2 separate regions of the Mus musculus genome follow, and region 2 is linked to region 1. Evidence: chromatin loops called from intact Hi-C (ENCODE). Cell type or tissue: left cerebral cortex. All regions are shown on one strand. Each heading gives the region's core, and the rest is flanking DNA. Links, peaks and the distances in the headings are about the cores only.

Evidence for each region. Peaks named below come from ENCODE experiments on the same cell type or tissue, not always from the same donor. Only the 100,000 strongest peaks of a DNase experiment are listed, where the experiment ranks them.
Region 2: it touches region 1 in a loop (3-fold over the local background); 2 of 42 quality-filtered maps call a loop at or near these places.

The regions. Positions count from the first base shown.
Region 1 is chr3:18,664,382-18,675,309 of GRCm38, forward strand. No RefSeq gene overlaps it. Among named protein-coding and RNA genes, the nearest start is that of Gm30789, 27 kb to the left of the region's middle. In left cerebral cortex, for the core only: no CTCF peak of the experiment used is centred there; DNase peaks (open chromatin) are centred at 4,770, 5,462 and 6,203; H3K27ac peaks cover 618 bases.
Region 2 is chr3:18,414,955-18,425,882 of GRCm38, forward strand. Gm30667 (predicted gene, 30667) reads right to left here. Exons shown (of 6, transcript NR_166207.1): 3 at 429-508. Among named protein-coding and RNA genes, the nearest start is that of Gm30667, 41 kb to the right of the region's middle. In left cerebral cortex, for the core only: no CTCF peak of the experiment used is centred there; DNase peaks (open chromatin) are centred at 7,137, 7,413 and 7,756.

The sequences.
Region 1 (10,928 bases), core at 3,730-6,229:
CCCAGGTCCCTGGGTAATCATTACAATGAAGCAAGTTTGAGAGACACTATATTAAGAGTATTTATTACCTTAGAGCCATAATTTTAGAATTTTTCTCTCTTTCAGTGAACAGAAGAACCTACATTGTCTCCATAAGCCCTGTAGTTCTAAAAGGAAATATTAGTATTATAAATCTTCCTTGTGGCCATTTGGAGTTTCCTGATTTAAGGCTTATAATTTTTACAACTTATAAGTGAACCCAAGATCTCTAGGAACCACTTTGTTGAGGCATAAAATTTTGGCTAATGGAGGTAGAAACTTTCTATAGCATGTGAGTCTAGCGGAACACTCCTAGTTCACAGATAAACATATGTTACTATTTTTACAGTGTAGACTTTTATTTCAGGAAATTGTGGCTTTGTAGAAGATTTGTAGAAAAGTTTTGTCATTTTATCTTGTCAAGATCGCTCATATCTCCTCATAACAGAACTCAAGCTTGCTTTAGAAGAATAGCTTTTAGTCATCTGAAATGCTGCGCACAAGACTTATTTTACTCCAAAATGTTACAGGGGAGCTAGCTGGCTTAAGATTTCTGTGTATCATGACTCTGGACAAGGAGAACCAACACAGTAACTAAACATAGTGTAGATATTTGTTGAGCTGCTGGGGATGAAGAGCTTCCTTCTTCCAAGGAGGGCACACAACAAAACTTTTCACCAGAGAGGTGTGAAGATGCAAGTTCTAGAACCAATGAGGCCACATGGAGACACTGATGGCTCATGGGAGGTGCCATGATGGTCTGTAGAGATTAAGAAGAAAGACTACCCAGAAGACAGGAATGGAGACAAAACCAGTTCTAAAGTCAGTGAATTGCTACCAACCTTGACTGATCTGTCCAAATCTGTGACTCTGTGAACACTGTTGTTTGTGGCAAAGTAAGTTAGGTCTTTTGAAATCTAAATTTTCTTGATATGTGAGATCCTTGATTATCTCAGAGAGGTCCTTACTGGAGGAGTAAAAAGACATTACTGGAACAAAGCTGTCTGTGATTCCGGCTTATGTGAATCTGAAACATGAGTTTTGTGCAAAATGTAAAAGATAATCCCATTTGTAAAGAACACCATGGTACCCAGCAACCATAATTCCCAAATTAGACATCCATAAACATAATCTAGCATTTTTTTCTGATTCATCAACTCATTGTATAAAACCTGAGAACAATAGGAAACACTGAAATCACATTTCATTGTCTTTCACTAATTGCCTTTATTGGAAGGAAAATAAAACTACATGAAATTAAGTTTATCACAGAAAATTTAGGGCATATGGTGGCTATATCTAGGGAACATCCACCTTTTTTTATTGGAATAAATTATTGTTAAAATGAACACACTGTTAGAAAGGCTGTTACCAGTCTGCAGGTCATAAAGATAAAAAGAGCTAACCAACCTCTCAGTGTGGAATTGGCAAGTAAAAAGATGTTCTCTGCACACAATAGGTACGCAGTGAATGTATTTGACTGACAAGAACCCTGCTAGGATTAGCAGTGAGCTATTTAAGCCCTGCTGTTTCTTGTGGACTTTGCCAGCCTTGGCTGCCGGTAATGAGGAGGCTGTAACCATTAACAAGAGCCCCAAGCTACATCTCTTTTTCTTCCACTTCAAACTTCCACAAGCCATGCATTCAAGTGCTGGGCCTTAGCAGCCAATAGGTGGGTAGGATCTGAAGCAAATATTTTTATACTGAAGTATATGCTGAGGAAAAATTTTCACTGTGCCTCTGTTAACAAGCCTGTTACTATGGAGTTTGTAAATATATTCATTAAGCTGTAAAATGATAGCCTTGTATTGAAATTGACCTGCTTTTAACCTATGTGTTTTAGGCATCTGGCACCTAAAAATGCTGCCACATAAAACAAATCATTGTAGATGAAACCAGTTAACTGAAAATAGCAAGTGAGGATCAACTCTTTCAATTTCTGGAAAAGATTAAGTAGGGGGAAGGAGTACAAAGATAATATGAAAGTTGAAATTACAGAAGGTTTTTTTTTTTTTTTTTGCAAAAACAGAAGTGAAAAATATGCTTGTTTTTCATACATGTATGTAATAGGCCAACAACATTCTTAGTCACATATATTTCTTTTTTCTTTTTTTTTTTTTTTTCGCTTTTTCGAGACAGGGTTTCTCTGTATAGCCCTGGCTGTCCTGGAACTCACTTTGTAGACCAGGCTGGCCTCGAACTCAGAAATCCACCTGCCTCTGCCTCCCAAGTGCTGGGATTAAAGGCATGCACCACCACCGTCCGGCTGTCACATATATTTCAAACTGGGAGAAACATGAATCAACGAAAGGTATTACAAGTGTGGCCTTTACATACACATCAGTTCAGTCTGGGAAGGAAACAACTATATTTGCAGGAATGGAGCAAAATATGCTGGGTCCATAAAGTGTCTGCAGTAGCATCAACAATGTGTGCAATCCTTACATCATGCTTCAACAAGGGTGGATGCTCAAATGACCAAGTGTAACATGTCATACTCCAACTTGCCATGGAAGAACCCTTAACCACCATAACAGTTCTTGGTCATTTCAGCGTCTTCCTTCCACTCGCAATGGCTCCTTCTCATAGGAGCAACTGCCATTTGCCATGCAGTTAGTAAACACTAAGAAGCATGTTAAATGACGTCCATGCCCCTTATCTTAATAAGACATGTACTCCATTTAGTCCATTGACGAGTAAAAACACTGAGGCTCAAGATCAGAAGCTAATAAATAAACAATCCTTGAAACTTAACCCAGCCTGTATGATTCCTAATCTTAGGTTCTAAATGACTACACAACTGTTATTATTTTTAGGTTTTATAAGACAATTTAACATTTTTTCAATAGGGACAAGGTAGCCAGGTTTGGTGGTACATACCTGTAAACTCCTCACACAGAAGACAGGAGAATCAGGAATTGAGAGCAAACCTTGGCTTTGTGTTGAGTTTGAGGCCAACCTACATGAGCCCTGTGTCTGAAAAAAAAAAAAAAACAATAACCAGTGTTAAGTGTCAAGGTAGTATACCCCAGCTAAGCGGCTTGGTGCCAGTGTATAATGAGACTTTTCTGATGAACTACTTACATTTAAAGGAGAAGGAAAGAGCTAGGGCAATAGCCCAGTGAGGAAAGTGCTCACTGTGCAAGCAGACAGACCTGAGTTCAGATCCTGCAGCTGTGCCATACAACTCTAATACAGCTGGGCTAGAGAGGCAGAAATAAGAGGGGCACTGAAACCTGCTGACCAGAGGGTCTAGCCAGTGAGATTCATTTTCAGTGAGAGATCCTGTCTCAAAATTAATTTGGAGAGGCATTGAGGGAGGAAGACATATATATGATAATCTGGCCTCAACACATACACATTCACATGTGCATACACACATACACGTGTGTGCACACACACATTCATGAATGCAAAAGAAGGCAAAAATTTAACAGTCACTATGTAACTGTGGCTTTTAGAATTATCAATTATGATTAGACAGAATCTGGCAGCCCAGACGCTGAGAGAACACACTGAACTTGTACATTGCCCATTTTAGTCAGTATTTGCTTGGATCTGATTCCGTCAGAAGTTCATCACTGATCGCTCCATCCAGGAAGTTTCTCTTTCCTTTCTCTGCCACTTTTACTTGGTGTTCTCAGTCTGCTTTTCCTGGTATTGGAAGGCAGGGACCATGGTGGGGCCTCTGCCTGTGAACTCACTGGTACTACTTCAGACACATTGCTAGTCATCTCTAAACACATGTAATTTTCTCTTCTCCATTCTCATCTCCTCTTACTGCTTTTCTTCTATCTCTATCCATACTTCTCCCATGCCAGTCATTCTTCTCATGGTCCCAAGGAAATTTTTTTTTATTCTTATGATGAGATACATGCCCATGTATGTACATCTAGGACCTGATTTTGTCAACTTGCAGATAAACTGTATCAATCAGGCTTGTCACTAATTTGAAGATGTAATCCCACCACGACTTCAGCATTCTTAAGAGCAGGCACAGGGCCAATGCAATCCAAGGTACAGCGTGTAACTCATTTTTATACAGACAACAGTTGTCTAAGCAGTATAGTAATGCAGGGACACATCGCCCAAAATCTCAAACACATTTACACAAGCTGAAGACACCTTTACTCGGTCCCTTCTCATGTTCTCTACAGAATATGCCTGTGAGCTTGATGGTTATAGAGACTCTTTCTCCTGTTTTTGAATGCACCAGTTTTTTAAAGGAAATTCAAAACAACTTCCCCCTTTCAAGTCAGCCTTCAAGATAGATTGTTTTTGTTTTTCATACATTTTCAAATGTGCTCAGCTTTCTCTTTTTCCCCTCCCCTGCTCTCTCTGGTATCTGACAGGATGCAACCTGTTGTAAAACAGCGTGGCTGGAGCAGTTCTAGGGACTCTTGGACCCTTGAGTGTGTAGCATATGCACACTTTATGATTACCTATCTCCCACAGCCAAGGCTCACAAGGGAACCATGCCATTTCTTTCCACTTTCTCTGCTAAGCACAAGGCTTTGCACTTGAGAAATATTGATCCTTGGAGCTCCAGGGGCAAGGGCACACCCTGGAGAAAGACAGATTCACAGTGTAACTCGAATCCCTTGTTAACTTTGTCATCTCCCTGCAGAAGTTGTTTCTGTCCATATTTTTACTTCAGCTGGGCTGAGTGGGAGAAAGAACTCAAAGGGAGGTTGAAGCAGATGGTTGTCACAAACTGCATACGGCAATTGAGAATTAGTGTGCAAGCATATGCAACCTGGTACAGTATGAAGCATTCCAGCATATGAGTGCCGAAATAAATCAGGCCTGGAGAAGATTGGGATGGAGTGATGAGCCCTTCTTTCTCTGTTACACATATATATTTAGGCTTGCTGAATTCATTAGGATATGCTCCCTGTTTTCAGGAGGCAAACTAACACCTACATTGAGCAGATTCCTGTAGATTCTGGTATCTTGTTTCTCTCATCCAGCACGCATCCTGAAAAGAAATATTTCTGAAGAGAGATGCCTCTTTTTTTCATAGAAGGCCTGGCAATGATGACATCAACTTGTCTGGACAAATTTAATGCTCATAATAATTAGTGAGCTATCATGATTTACATTTACTTTCTAATTCATTAACAACAGCTCTGCCAGGCATGTCTAGTCCACTTACTTGGTCCAGGCATTTTCCTCCTCTGCTTCAATTTAGTGTTCTTGACCCTGTTGTGGACCAACCTATCTAGCAATGATGGTTATAAAGAGAGACATGTACCAATAACAACCAGCAGTACCTCCAACCAGCCTGGAGGTCTTCAGTGAAAAGATATGTGCACACATTCCCTTTTGGCATCAGAGACCGCTCATGACCAGCCTTATTTGTATCTCAGGGATGCCAGGAAGAAAGGTGAAATGAGTGAACTCCCATTTAGAAAACGTAGAAACAGGAAGCGAGCTTGGCTGCCATCACTGTCTTCTCAGAAGAGCAAAGGGGATTCAGCCAGGATGCTTGCTCAAGGCTGGGGCCACCTGTGGCTCAGCCCTGGTTGGCTAAATTTCCATGCTCTTACCAAAGACCAAGACTGCTTCTGCCTGCTCTTGTATCTTGTATCAGGGATACTGCTCTCTCTCTCCAACAACTCACTGCCCGAGGAATTGTGAAGAAGACAAAGTTGCTATCTTTGCCTCCATGCCTTGTTCACCTTTACATCTATCTCCTACAAGACATCAAGGGGGTAGAGGGCAGTTATAGTTACTGGCTAACGAACAAATATTGAGTTACATATCAGTAGACCAAAACACAAATCAACTCAGAACTACAGGACTCCACCAACATGCACATAAATCATTTATAACGATAATCCAAGACTAAGTCCAAATCTCATTAAAGTATATGAATCCTTAATCTATTTTGGCAAAAAAGCACCAATAGACATTTTTTCTTTTTATCATAAATTACAGTTCTGTGGCACTGTGCAAATATTACCAAGCTGTAAGACAGCTGTGCTCCATTAAAATGTGTAATGGTTGCTGATTTCTTACAGCACATGGTCATCAGGCTGAATCTACAGCCAGTAATTAGGAAGATGAAATGTTTAATTGTGCCTTAATTTTGATAAAATTTATCTGTCACACATCCCGCAGCCGAGCATTATGCTCACAAATCAATGTCATCAAGCCGAGCAGGAACTCGAGCACCAGACTCTTGTCCCTGACAGATTCATTTGAATATGTAACTGCTGGTGATGAGCAACCAGGCTAAGGACAAAAATGAAAACCTTCCCTCTGCTGCAGTTCTGGTGAGATGTATCCTGGTACCTCCCTCAAGGAAAAGGAAGGAGGTTTGAAGATCAGTCTGGTGTTTAGTGTGACTGCCACAAGGCCTGATCACATTAAAAAAAGAAAAAAAAAAAAAAGACAATCCCTAGGAGCCTGCTTAGAAGAGAAAAGTAGAGAGGAGAAGAAAAGACAAGAAATACACATCAGCAAACTCAGTAATACCCTTCAAAGCCCATGTCTTAGCCATCTTCTTTGGTTACAAATCAAGGAGATTGGCAAGTGTCACCATTTTAAGCTGAAGAGCTGAAGAACTTCAAACCCATGAACTATTAGAATGGCATAACTGAAACTCACCTTATTGTTTACATCTGAGCCTAAAGACCAGAAAGACGGCTCCGGAACACGAACATCTTCAGGAAGGTCCAGAACTCACTTGGCAGTCACAGGAGAACCTACATCTTGCAGGAGAGGGTATAATCCTCAGAAGCAATATTTACCAGTCATCATGTAAAATTCCTTTTCAACTGGCAAGCAATACTTTTTAAGCACAGGGAAGTGCAAGTACAAATACCTGCCAATGCTGAAAATTAATTTATGTCATGTTTGCCCTACAAAATGAAGCAGCGATCATTCTTTCTCACCCATAATAACTATTGCTCGCCATCCAAGAGAGCTTAACGAGCATATGTTGTATCACACTTTACATTCTTATTTTACATGGATGTAGAATTAAAGATAATTGAGGGGGGCCATGGCTGATAAAATGATAGGGAGGAGGTAGACGGAAAATGAGGAGAGCAGTTTGCTCCCTGCAATCAAAGGAACCCACACGCTGAGCATGAGATTAACCCTGGGCGCCCGAGGAAAAAGGGATTGTTCACATGACGATCAGGTTTTTGACCCAGCAGGTTCTGAATATAGTTTTTAAAATGTTCTTAATAGGGAAGCATTTTGGTAATGTACATTAGTGCATTTTCTAAGGTAATTAATCCCTTACCAGTGACTAATGAACCAGCTAGAGTCTCAAGGAACACCAGATTACTTTAAAGCAAAAGAAGTCTAAAGACCAGGAATAGAAGAGTCTTCAAGGAGAGCCAAATGGCATTAAGCTATAGCCTGCTAACAAGACTCATTAAAACACTTCTCTAAACTTAGTCATGGAAATAAGTCCAAGCTAAAGATATCCTACTCCCTACTCCCTTTTGTACTATTTTCATGGGCAGATATATTCAGGGATTGGGTTAGAGGATAGTATTCTGGTAAGATAGTTGTTTTTATCCCATTGGCATACTGCTTAGGCTAAACAGAAGCAGGAATAAGTAGGAGGGCACAAATGGCATGGAGTGCACTGTGAAATATCCATCGTGCCTGCCTCTCTGAACAACACATGCCTTCCACATCCACTGTCTTGTTTGAACTTGATGAGGTAAGAAGGGTCTCCAAATTGTGGGCACAAAGAGACAGCCACAGTCTGTCTGAGAACTAAGGTAATCACTATGTAGTTTATGGGTGGGTCATGTGATTAGCCAGAGGATGCTGAGAATAAAGGACTGATTCCCAACTGGGCAGGCAGGATCCAGCCAACAGTGCATTCATTAGCCTCATGATTTATTTTGCAGGTAATATTTTCAAATCACTGTTGGCTGCAGATAACTGAAGTAACAGATAAAAATCGTGGTTTAAAAAGGGACTCAACTATACTATCATTCAGACCAACTGACTTTGGTTCTCACTAGAACTGCATGGGGAAGGGGGAGGGAAGGAGAAGAGGGAAGGGAGAGAGAATGAGAGACTGAGGATGATAGGATGATAGAGTATATATTTGGAAGCCTTAAACCGTGGCAGCAGTATTTGGGAAGCAATAGCTCTGGTTTATCAGACCCCTAATTGGCCTTCAGCTTCTTTCAGATTCCATTGCTGCCAGGAGCAGCATGTCTAAGTGGTGCCACTAGTCTATGGTTGGGGGTGGGAGGGCTTTCTTCCTGCATCAGTTAGCAACAATGAGCTCTGTGTGCTGCACCGAAGAATTTCCTGTTGGGTACCCAAGTCCTTAGATCTCAGTTTAGTGTACTCCTTATCATCTAGTCACTCCTCATCACTGCAGGAAAAGAATAATATAACATGTGTGACTGGTTCAGAATTTTGAGAGGCTAAGTACCTTTTAAAAAAGCTATTAAAACTCTCTTGTGGAGACAGAAGTAGATTAACTGAAAATTAAAGTAGATTCTAGCCTTAGGTAGGGCTCTCTAATTTGGGGCAAATAATTATCTATATAGCCGTGTCTTTATCTTACAATTATTGCCCACACAGTAAAATAAATCAGGGATTTCCTAGTACTTCACAAATCTAAATTTAAACCTATCTATCTATCTATCTATCTATCTATCTCTCTCTCTCTCTATCTATGTATGTATATAACAGCTACCTACCTATCTACCCATCATCTATCTTTCCTACTTTAAGTTTGCCAGTCTCTCAATGAGAACTGGGAAACGTCAAACTCTATGCTTAACCCAGGAAACACAATGTGACTTTCCATTGGTTGTATGATCATGAGTTTTCATGAATAAAGATTCTTGTTAAAATCTGTATAAATGAGAAAAGACTTAAAAATCAGGGTCCTGACAGGTTAGAACTAGCTTCATGCAATTCTTTACAACACAGCCTGAGTCCAATGCAAAGAAAGGCATGCTGGGAGTGAATGACCTGCCGGTATAGGCTGTTTCCTGTGGCAGAACATTCCCTACAGCATAATGAGTTAACCTGGTGCTTTAGACTGGAATAAGGGGGAGGGTTCCTGTTTCCAGTTCTATTTTCCATTGTTGGCACATTCTACTCAAACCTAAAGTTCAATCAATAAAAATTATTTATAGATGCTTGACATGCACACACATTTATACCTCATTGTTGAATTGCTAATTGGTACAATAAGTTCAATTGGCAATAAAAATTAATTAATGTCACCTTCATGAAATAAGTGAGAGGTTAATAACATTTGACTGTGGGTATTTATTGATTTTTACACAGAAGTGATTGCTTTAAGAACTTAAAGTTGTAGGGCAGATATTTTTTAAGATCTCTACTTTAGCAAAAAAAAAAAAAAAAAAAAATTGTACATCTTTCCAAATGTCCCAAAGAAAATGACTCTGATCTCAACTCAAACTTCATGCACTTTTTAAGAAACTGACTTTTTAATCTTAAAGTAATTTTGATAAAGTATATTTATATACCCTTTAGGGTCAAAAAGAAACAATTACTTTGCATTGTGAAAAAATTTAAATTAATAAAAGTAAATTTATATGAGCCGGGCGTGGTGGCGCAACATGCCTTTAATCCCAGCACTCGGGAGGCAGAGGCAGGTGAATTTCTGAGTTCGAGGCCAGCCTGGTCTACAGAGTGAGTTCCCAGACAGGCAGGGCTACACAGAGAAACCCTGTCTCGAAAAAAAAAAAAAAAAAAAAAAAAAAAAAAAAAGTTTCCAAAGAATTAAGTAATCATTACTCTTACTGGAAGCATAATTTTGTTTGGATGTGGTTGTCGTTGTAAATAGAACTACAGTCCTCACTCAAAATGACTCTGTCAGAGTTCTAAGGTATAAATTACAGGATGTAACAGGACCTGTCTTGGAGAGGACTTGATTCCATTTTTTTTTTCATTTTGACCAATCCATTTGACTACCACATTCATATATCTGCATATGGTCTAATCCATATATTCTCACAAATAAATAAAATATTTTATACCTTTATAGTAAAATGGTGTTAGCACTGATGACAAAACTTTTCCTTTTCTTACTATGCTTCAAAACACAGAGAACGCTCACCTGTGATAAATTGCAAAGGTGGAGAAACTGGTGAAATAGTAAACTCATGGGCAATTACAACCTTATTCACCTGTTTAACTCACAGTTAAAGGACAGTGCCTCACCTATTTGCACAGGTTTGATGGACCCTTGCACTGGGCACACTTAAGGTACTACCCCCAGGAGGATCTAGACCTTCTAGGAAGCACACAGGACATAGAATTCAGAATGAATAATTGGTAATGAATAAGGATTTCCATCCTGGAGGATACACAACAGCATAGCTATGGGGCTGGGTGCTGAGACCACACAGGAGGTTTCCTTAAGGCTTCCTGGAAAGCCCCAAAACTAAGCTCTTTAGAGAAAATGGAAGACAGCATTCAAGGAGACTCTGATGGACGTTTTAGAGAGTGGGACATAGTTCAAGTAGAAATGTCAAAGTGAGAAAACATGTTTTCTATGTTGAACATTTTTACCTTCCAAAAATATAAGTAGGCAACAGAAGAGGTGAAACATTAGAACACAAGAGAATATCCCCCGTCTCAGTTATTGGTGGGTGAGGAACACAGAGATCATGGGAGCCCATCTCTAATCCTCTGGCCTTCCAGTCTTCCACACCAGAATATACAAGAACAGTCCTAGGGTGTTTGGTGTTAAACGTGATAAAAAGTTTGTGTCTTCTGTTAAGATACAATTCAGCATGTTTATAACAAAGTTACTAAATTCTTCAAAATACAAAATATGGACTAGCATCCTAGCATCTGTGAAAGTCAATTCTTAATACATCTCCTTAAACATTTTATGACAGGAGCACATTGTATTCATTTCAAAAATTAAATGAATAGAACAA
Region 2 (10,928 bases), core at 5,704-8,203, 250 kb before region 1:
TATATAGTACAATTAAAATATATATATTTAAAAAGGAATAATAAAAGGTTTGAAAACACTAGTGGTTTTAACAATAGACATGAATGTTGATGAGAAAATCAAAATATAAGGGATGTATAAAAACAGAATAAATTATTTATATAGTCATAGGCTTAGGAGGAAAGAATTGTAGCTTTTACATAGATAATTTCTGAAAATTTTTCAAAATTTATAAATGATGTCAATCTTCACTGAACACTGACTTTAAAACCAAAATATTCATAAAATAATGCCATAAGATTAGTGAGGTATGACACTCATAATGTAAGAACAACAAGGTTCTCTTTATTAGTAATAATGCATCAAACACTAATGAAAAGGCACACATAGGATGAATTTATAAAGCAAAATCAAGGCTGAGAAGATTTCCCAGTGGATAATGCACTTACTGTACAAGCATCGACTGAGTTGGAGCCCCTACAACATGTGTATTAGCAGGATGGACATGAAGCCTTTTTGTAACCTCAGTCTGTGGAAAAAAAAGAGGCAAATGGTCACTGCGCAATCTGGCTAGCAAGGCTAGTTTTTCCTGAAAACTCGTGAGATTGTCTGAGAGACACCGCCCCCCACTGTGATAAATTGGAAGAATGCTTGAGCATGATTTGCGGCATCACCTTCGATCTCCTCATGTGTGCACATACACAGATGCACATGTTTACTGCCACATGCATCCACATAAGCACAGCACATCATGTAAAAATAAAGGAAGAAAATAAAGATCTAATTGTATCCTGTCTATGTGAAACAGACTATAAAGTTAAAAGTTGAAATGATAAAGTGCTTCTTGCAAGAATAATAAACCAGGTGAACAAAAAAATGGCTGAATTATAGATGTTAGTTTAAAATATTAAAATAAAATGAAGGATTCTTAGCATGTAAAAAGGATCAGGTCATTGGTAACAATTATATGTAACAATTATACAGCATTAAACATTAGAGCTCTTACATACATGAAGCATACACTAATCAAATGGAAATGAGAACTAGGCAGTTCTACTGATTTCAACACCCATCTTTTAATAAAGGATAGAACAGTCTGAGATCACTAGGAAAAATATATACCAATATTTTTATAACTTAACACTACATACCAATTGGAATTAATAGACTATACAGGAAACCACACAAAGTCAGATTATTTTCCTATTGAAGTACACATTGAATATTTCATGTTATACTGTTAGGAAGCCTGGCTCAAATCATGAAAACTGGTTCTTATCCAAATAGATGAAAGTAAGTATAAATGCAAGCATATATTTTTCACAGCCAACTTTTAATAAGGGTTCAACTTCTCCTCTAGCACACAACCTAGCAGAGGTAGTAGAAAAAGAGGGTTATTAGGATATGGGGAAAGTGGACCTGGTCAGCAGGTGTTTGGGGTGAGCTTGATCTTCCTTGGCAGCAGTTCAATCCCTTAGCAAACACCAAATATGATTCAACAGACCAGTCCTCAAGGCAGACCAGACCCCTGACACGAACCAGCAGCCACGGTCCAGTCTTTTCAGCAAGCAGACACCAGACAGCTGTAGTTCAATCCTAAGAATCTAGGCTCAGTAAGGCCTCCGAGGTAGTAAGCTGCAGCAGGAACCTCCGCAGAAGTTCTTGAGCAAGTTTCTCTCAATGGCAATGTTACAACAAGTTGAGCTCAACCACGCTATGTAAGGTGAACCCATACATGAATGTTTTTAGTGAAGAATAGTGAGGCAGTGCAAACCAAACCAATGATCAGTGTTCATCTCCCACTGTCTCTGGGGTCATATTTATACTCCTTCCTCCCAGGTCCTTTCACATGCCTGTTATATCCAAACTTCTTTCACCTGTTTCTGCTTCAGGAAAACAGTCTTTCACATATTTGCTTTTAAAAGACATTCTTTCACCTGTGTACCCCAGCAAACCATCACTTGACATAACTTTCCAAAGTTTCCACTTCATATAAGTAATAAAATTACTACAAATAGGTATAAATTAAACAATATGCTTTAAAAAAATATTGGTTACAGAGTAATCATGAAGGAGATTAGAAAATATCTTAACACAAAAGTGAAAATATACCAACATTTATGGAATATGCTGGAAGAAGTAATAATGAGGAGATCTATAAATTCAGATGTTTATATATATGTTACAGAAAAGGATAATATTAATTTCTTAATCTTCATGTACTTTAAAGACCCTGGTAAAATAAAACAACTAAATCTATTTCTATCATAAGAAAGTAAGTAGTAGAGGTCAGAAATGAGACCAAGAATAGAAAGAAATATAGAGGAAAATCAACACCAGGCATAGTTACTCAAAAAGGCAAACAAAATGAGGACAGAGAAATGCCTCAACATTTAAAAGAACTGGCTGATTTTCCACAGGACCTGGGCTCAATTTCCAGCACCAATATGGCAGCTCATCACTGTCTGTTAACTCCATTTCTAGGATATCTGACACCCTCACACAGACATACATGCGGATAAAACACATGAAGTAAAAATAAATATTTTTAAAAGGTAAGCAAAATGTGCAAAAACTTTAGCTAGGTTAAGAAAAAAAGAGAGAAGGCAAACCTTAAATTAAAGAGTCATTGTTGCTGCTTTTATTGGGGGTTAGGGGAAGATACATGAATTCCTTCACACTAGAGCCCTCCCTGGAGTGCTGGAGAGATAGCATGTTAGAGACCTCCAACATCTTCATGAATCTGAAACAAATCACCTGGTTTGCTCGTAGAAAGAGAGAAGTCAGTGGAAAGCCAAAGGACAGTAGTGGTCAACAGCAGAGTCAGACCAGATGAAATCCTGAGATACCAAACTTTCGATTTGTAAAGAATGAACAAAACCATAAAGTGCTCAGCAATGTAAAACAAAAAGGAGGCGGCTCCTCATTTGGAGTTTCCTGGAAAAAAGAAAAACATGAGAAGGATTCCCAAGCCTGCTGGTAGACACTTAGCAAAACCAAAGATTTGACCAGAGACTTCGTCCAGTGTAGCAAGGAGACACCAGAGAAGAGACCCATTATGCTGCTACAATCAAGTAATGGGTTCAGCAAACAAAACACCTAGGGAAAAAAATACAACTGAGATTCTCAGGTTGGAAGGCCAGAGACTGTACTTTTTATCTCTAAATCCAAAGTTCTCATGCCTCTGTGGAATAAGCCATTAGGAACAGGCAAGGGTGCAGTTTCATGTCAGCAAATATTTTAGGAACAAGTATAACTGGACACAGCAGAATAAATTAGTAGAACTACCTTTTTCACAGCTTCCAGACCCTATCAAAGTCCCTGATTTCAAATTATACTGCAAAGCTACAGTAATGAAACAGTATAGTATTGGCACACACACACACACACACACACACACACACACACACACGCAAGGGATAGTATACACAACCAAAATAAATTGTATCACCATGTGACATTTAACAAAACTATGATAAAATCCATATGTTAGAGAAACAGCAACATTTTTAACAAATGGTGCTTAGAAAACTGGACATCAACATATAGAATAAAATAGATTGCTCTTTCTCACGTCACACAAATTAACTTGAAATGGATTAAATACTTCAATAAGATTAAAAACTCTAACATTTCTAGGAAAACAAATAAAAATATTTTTAGATATAACCATGTGCAAGTAGTTGCTAGATATGACTTCAGTGTCTAGGGGAAAAATATCAGAAACTGATGCAAAGAATTGTATATTTGAAAGTTCTACACAGCAAAGAAAACAAGAGATTGAAGAGACAAAATATACAATGGAGCAAAGAAAACAGGAGGCTTAGGAGATGACATATATAATGGGACAAAGAAAACAAGAGAGTGATGAGGCAATAAATACAATGGGACTTTAGCTTTGCCTGCTATTCATTTGACAATAATTCAAAACTATTTAATACATAATTTCTAGGATGTTCTCCTTAATATTTTTGGACCATAGTTGACCACAAATGACTGCAGCCACCAAAAGAAAAACTATGTAAAGGGATATTTTTGTTAATCTTTACATTGCTCTGAAAAAATAACTGATTTAAACTACATAATGGGATGCAGAGTTACTTTATGTCATGGCTTAAGTGCCATCAACGCTTTTGTTTCTGGACCACAGTGAAGCAGAGCATCATGGCAGTGAGAACACCTTATCACATCACAGTTTACTTATGAGGGACTACAGCAGGAATCATGGAGGAAGGGCTGGGAAAGAGAAAAAGGGAGGGAGAAAACAAGGGTCAGCTAAGACTTTTCAAGATGCAACCCCAAATAACATACTTCCGCTAGCTAAGTCCCATCTATTAGAAGTTCCAGAAGATTTAAAATGGGATATCAACCTTTGAATTACCCCACAATACATGAATCATAGGGAGGATATTTTATATTTAATCCCAAATAAGGGGAGACCACTAAATACCAAAGACTTGAGGGAGAAAAGAAAAAGAACTCAGAGAAACAAAAACACAGCCATTTTAAGATTTTACTGTAAAAGGCTGGGGCACAGGAGGGACAGTGTTCTGTTTTTTTTAAGAGTGCAAGGTAGAAGTAATAGCATGCCTAAATTCATGGCATGCTTCAGGTAAACAGAGAACTCTTAAAATAGGAGTTTCCGGAAGCTACCAAGATATACCAAGAGGAAGAAAGCATACTTAAAAGCTTCAGCTGGACTGAAAAATCTAAAGAGCTATTCAACAGCAAGTCTGGTGGCTAAACTATAAATCAAAAGATTACCAAAAACCTTGCAGAGCTCACAAGATAAAATCCCACTTCCTACATCCAAAGAAATGAAGTTAGTTTGCTTGTCTTTACTATGGCACAAGAGCTAAGAAAATAAGATCAGCCTAGGTGCTAAGCAAGAAATGAATGGATGAGAATAATGTGTTATGTGTACACTGTGAAGTCAGCCACAAAGAATTTAATCCTCTGGTTTGCAGCAAAATTGGTGAAACTGACAATATGTACATTAACTGAAATAAGCCAAGCAGAAAGGCAAATGGCAGATGGTCTTCTTCATATACAGAAAGGGGGAAAATACACTGGAAAGCATGTTTTACCACTCCAATTGTTGGCATGAACCTAGGAGAATATGACCTAAAAATGAGGTGAATTAAAGTCTCATGGAATAGTCCACTTTATTCAGAGCATCAGGCAAGTTATACTCTGAGAGTTAAAAAGAGTCACCTGAGTAAAGTGTCTAATCACAAGGACAAGCCACACACCTTTAAAAGATGTTTTCCAGAAGCATTTGAACAACTGAAGTAAACCCACTCCTATCTGCTATACCTGGGAGTATCACAAAACACATTCCAAGAGCAAGTCTGTGTTTTGAAGAAATTGAGATCACAAGACCCTTGTTTCCTTGGAGTTTTCTCACAAACACTCAGCAGTGTCACACAACACTACTCTTGGACATTTTCTGACTAAAGTAGTCTCATGATTATTGGGGATTTTAAAGCATATTGGAGTTCACGAGAAAGGGGTTATTGCATGTGCTTATTGCATTCTGCATAAATGTAGATAACATGATGTCTCACTTAACATGTGTAACTGATAGGCTAATCAAAAGTAATATTAAAATCAAATGAATTGTACCTTTGGGGGAATCTGTATATCTTGAATTGGTGTGGTACTGTTTCCATGAGACTCTACTTCATTTTAACTTATTATTCTTTGTCCCTCAATTAAAAAAAAACAAACTTTTTTATGTTGTCCTTTCTCTATGAAATGCAACTATACCTCCTTTTGCAGACCTTACAAAGCCTTCCATTTAGCTTCTCATTTCTAATATTTTGCTAATTAATAATGAACAAAGCTTCACAAACAGAGTGGCTAGACTGTGAATATGTGTCAATGCCAGAGTTAGAGTCCAGAAGTCTAAAATTAAGATAGTGCCTGAATTGTTACCAGGATCTATCTCAGGCATTGCTTCTATCCCTGGCAGCACTTGGCTTATAGTAACATAACTCCAATTGTCATATGGCACTTTCCCTGTATACTAGTCTGATGTTACTCTCTTTAAAAAGGGAAAGTCCATTAGATTAAAAGTCTATCCAACTGATACTGTATTAATTCAATAAGACCAAGACCTTACTTTTCATCATTAAGTGGGAAGACACAAGTCTACCCATAATGCCAGCAGCAGCCTTAACTATTCAGATACGTGGTTAGAATTTTAAATTCTCATTGAGAATATAAGCCATTCTATCTTGTGAGGAACTATAGAGTATTTTCTCTGTATTAGATTTCTGCTAGAGTTGTGTTGGATTTGTTTTTTTCTGAGGGTTTTTTTTTCCCCAAGATGTGTGAAAAATGTAATTTCTTACAGTCCTACTTCCTATCAGGTAATAACAATGCATTGAGGGTAGTTTATCTAATTTTCTTAATCTGTAAAACTTCAATATGTGTTTTAAAAAAATCAGGTTGGAGAGCCTGCAGTTCTGAGAATGAGGTGTCTCTATTGAAATGTGTATTAACATACAAATTCCTCATGATTTTTAATTTGCTTTAGAAAATATTGATTCATTTCCTCCTAATTCAGTTAATTAAGCATTTGAGATTTTGTTGCTTTTTGATTGGGTTTTTGATTTGGGGTGTTTTGTTTTGTTTTGTTTTGTTTTCTCTACAAGATGGAGCAGTTAGGCATTTGGTATGTGGATTCTAGTCAGTAGAGATGACTCAAGCAACCTAGTTAGCCTTGCTTTGAGTTTGTATTTGGTTTCTAATGTTTTTTTTGTTGTTGTTTTTTTGTTTTTGTTTTATCTATTGAAAACCCAAGTATCTTTTCCCATGATAATTTATTTCACCCCACCATCCATTTTGATATGATGGCATATTCCCAGAAAAACAGTGTGTAGACACTGTGGCCAAGACTACAAGTTTTTTAACTTTGGAGAATCCTAAAATGGGTCTCTTCTAGTTTATCTAACTGTTTAGTCTGAGCTGAATACTGGACTACCTCAGTTGTGGGGATATTGGAGATCATATTCATTTTCCTTGTGGCTCTTTTCAGTGCCTGGAAGAGACTTTCTTTTGGACCACCAGACTCTAACACCTCTTCTGGAATTGATTCCAACCGATGATGAGCTACATCTGGCCTGTGAAATGAAAATAGCAAAGCCTTTGATTGAGTCCAAGTTAAGTGGATCTACATCATCTGCTCAGTCAACTTTTGCCAAGATAGATGATGCTGTGTCAGTGTTCTGCAATTTCAGAGGTGGATTTCCCCTCTTTAAAAACAAAGTCTTTCCTTTATATAAGCGGGGGATGGGGGGAGGGCACTGTATGTGAAATGCATTTGGCTCCTTTGTATATTTGGAAACAAAACCACTAAAATAACCTTAGCTGAGCTGAGCCTTTTTTCCCCTTTTGTTGGATCCTAGCCATCCTAGTTCTTATCGGGTAGCACAAGGGGCACTGGCTAAGGAAGCTTTGCAGATGTGAGTCAGTTCTGTTCATCTTACTATCTAAAGGGCTGACACAGGAAGGATGCTGTGAGACATGAGAAAGTCAGTAAATTCCAGGAACTGCCAGTGTTCCTCTCACCTAAAACTGGAAAATACTCACCCCAGAAGGAACGAAGGAACACAAATGGTCACAGTAAACATAGGAAGAAGGGTGAAAATCTTACTTTTTTTTTTTTTTTTTTTTTTTTTTACAATTTCAGCCTCTTTCCTACATATAAGAACCATAAACGTAGACTAGGAAATGGGCTAAAAGTGGATGTTTTCAAAGCTTGGGAAACCACCTCGCCATGGGAGGCTAGAGCCTACAGAGGAACCTGCAGCTGGCATCACAATGTTTAAAGAACATTACAGCTTATTGGTTCTATGTGAGAAGAGACAAGATTTCTAGTGTGTTGTTTCTTTGCTTGGTTTTCATTGATATTGTTTTTGTGATGTTGAGGAATGGATCCAAGTCCTTTTTAGTAGAGTCAAGTACCTCATCACAGAGGTCCATCTTTTGAACCAGGCTGAAGGTGTTAATATTAAATTTTCCAGTTGGCTAGACTGTCTGTCATGTCCTAGATCAGTGACTCTCAACCTTCTTAATATTATGACTCTTTAATACAGTTCCTCATATTGTGGCAATGCCCAAAATCATAAAATCATTTTGTTCCTACTTTGTAACTATAATTATGCTATTGCTATGAACTGTAATGGAGGTATCTGTGTTTTCCAATGATCTTAGGCAAGCCCTATGAAAGGGCTGTTTGACCTTTCAAAGGGGTGGGTCACAACCCACGAGTTAAAAACCACTACCTTATATTCTCTGGACTCATGATGCAATAAGGTCATAGTTACATTAATTTTCAAGTGTATTATAGTAACTATAAATCCTCCATTTCTGGAATAATCTGTGATACTTATATATCAACGACTAGTGTCAAGGTATTGCTAAGGATTTTACTTACTACGGTAAAGAATCTTACACAGCTCTTTCATAGGCTCTGTTGATGTCTTTCCTTATACATTGTCAATTAATTTTACCATTACTTGAGCCAACCTTTAGAACACTAACTGTCACAAGAACATTTAAGTCTAAATGGCTCCTCTGTGTCTCAGTTGATGATTTAACTCATGTCCCTGTCCTTAGCCCCTCACTGTACTACAAGGAATCCACAACAGATGTAGAAGATCTGAGAAGTCCGTGGGATGAGCAGCAAGATGTACCAGTTAATGAGCCACGGACTGACTTTAAACAAGCCTTAGGAATCAGAAAGAAAGCTTTAAATCATGTAAATTTCATATACAAAAATTCATTCATAAATTGTATATCTATTTTAAAATTAATGAGTAGTTTTAAAATGGAATTGTCATGAAGACTATAATTTCAATGCAGAAAATACATTCTCAGTAGGAGGGTAAATTTGGCATGTTCTTAGAACTCAAATAAAGTACTCAAAGAATGTAAAGTAAGAAAAAAAAATCACCTGGAAATTCAGTATACCGCTCTCATGCCAATCATGGTTTTAGAGTTAAAGAAAGAAAATAACATGATCAAAGTCCATATAATTAAACAGTTAATATTAGTGAAAAGGAACATACCAAAGTCTGTCCAACTGAGGCTTTAGGACTTAAAAAAAAATAGCCTCTAGGGAATGACACTGTGAAAACAGCATGCCTGGTTTGGGGATGAGGAGGCAATGTGATTCTTATTAAACAACTAAATCATGGTAACCACAGACTTATCCTAAGCCCAAGGTAAAAGGAAATGGAGTCTTAGTAAGGAACAGTTTACGATGTAATTTAGGTCTGTAAATATAACAGCAAATATATGAGTATAAGAGAATCCAGGAAATATTCTGTGCATTTGTTACAAATATTATAAGGAGGTACCTTCTAGCTTACCTAAATGTAAGTTAATATAAATGATTAAAATGAGAAAATGTTGCCAAAAAAAGGGGAATGAAAGAACAATTAAACAGATTGTATGAATTATTATAAATAAACATTAACATTAAAGGTAAACATGTACTAAAAAGATATAGCATGAAGCAGGAACATGCTCATTGTACTGAAATGAACCTTTCTCCTTTATCCCCCAATTGTCTTAGTTCTAACTAACATAACGGGAAGTTGATTAATATATGTGTGTGTTACCTGTATTGACTATAAAATGCATGGAACAATAGAGATAAAACGCTTATCACAGAATCATAAAGGTCTGAGTTCAAATCTCCAGAAGCAACATAAAACCACATTTTTAAAAATGGCTGTGATTTGTGCATATAACACGGAACTGAAGGGGCAGAAGCAGATGTATTCCCTGAGCTCATTGGCCAGCATAAGCATTGAGCTCCAGGATCAATGAGAAACCCTGTATCAAAACTTAGATTGAGAAGGACAAAGACATCAACTTCTGGGGCATGCAGCACATACACACACACACACACACTCACACACACACACACACACTTTAAACCTTTAAATACTTGGAGGTAGATAAATAAATATGAAAATAATCTCTCTTAAAATCCAAGAAAATGGATATTCTCAGACATAGATGTATACTTTAAAATATCAAAAGTTACTCTGTCTTAAGTTACACTGAGTTTTTTTTACAATTCATAACAGTGTGGCATAGCCAAGATATTGACAAGTTTTTAAAACATACATAATCAATCACTCATGTCTAAAAAATTATTAGACATAGTAAAATATGGATCAGAACAGAAATAGAAGGAAGGCAGAAACACTAAAACAAGAGGTCTTAAAACTATGTAACATAATATGAAATAGAAGTATATGTTCCTACTATTATAAAATGTTAAAAATCTATAAAACAAAAATTATAAATTGGTTAAAATATATACTAGTTATTTAAAAAGCAGCCTTCAAATTTGATTATTTAATTATCAATAATAATTCTTAATTCTCATTTTATATGATACAAAAAGAGTTAGATCATAGAATGAATAGCCAGATTATAACAAGAGCTTAGTAAAGATTAGTATTTTTCATCTTTTTAACATCTTTTAATTGCTGTGCTTGGAAATATTTGCTTATTATTAAATTATTCATATTAAAGCTGGAGGATTTTATTTTTTCCTTATTTCATACATTTCAGTCATTGTTTTAGTATTTGTAACCCTATCATGATTTTCTTGCCTCAGCATCCGGACAGCCCTACTGAGATTACAACGTCCAAGCCTAGTCTAGTGAGAGCATGGTTGATTACTACGAGTGTCATACATTTTCTGATTTCTCCTATAAAAAAACATGAAAACAAGGAATCATAGCTAATGAATGCCTTATAATCCCATTTGAATTGTGTATACAAGCATAGTATTGGTGAAGACTAAAAAAGTGCAACCCGGGTGCTATTATTCATGAAGCAGAGTGGCCTAGTATACTGGCTTTCTGCTCTGCTCCTGGAAGCCTCAGTTTTTAAAAAAATTATACCTCTGAGATAATTAG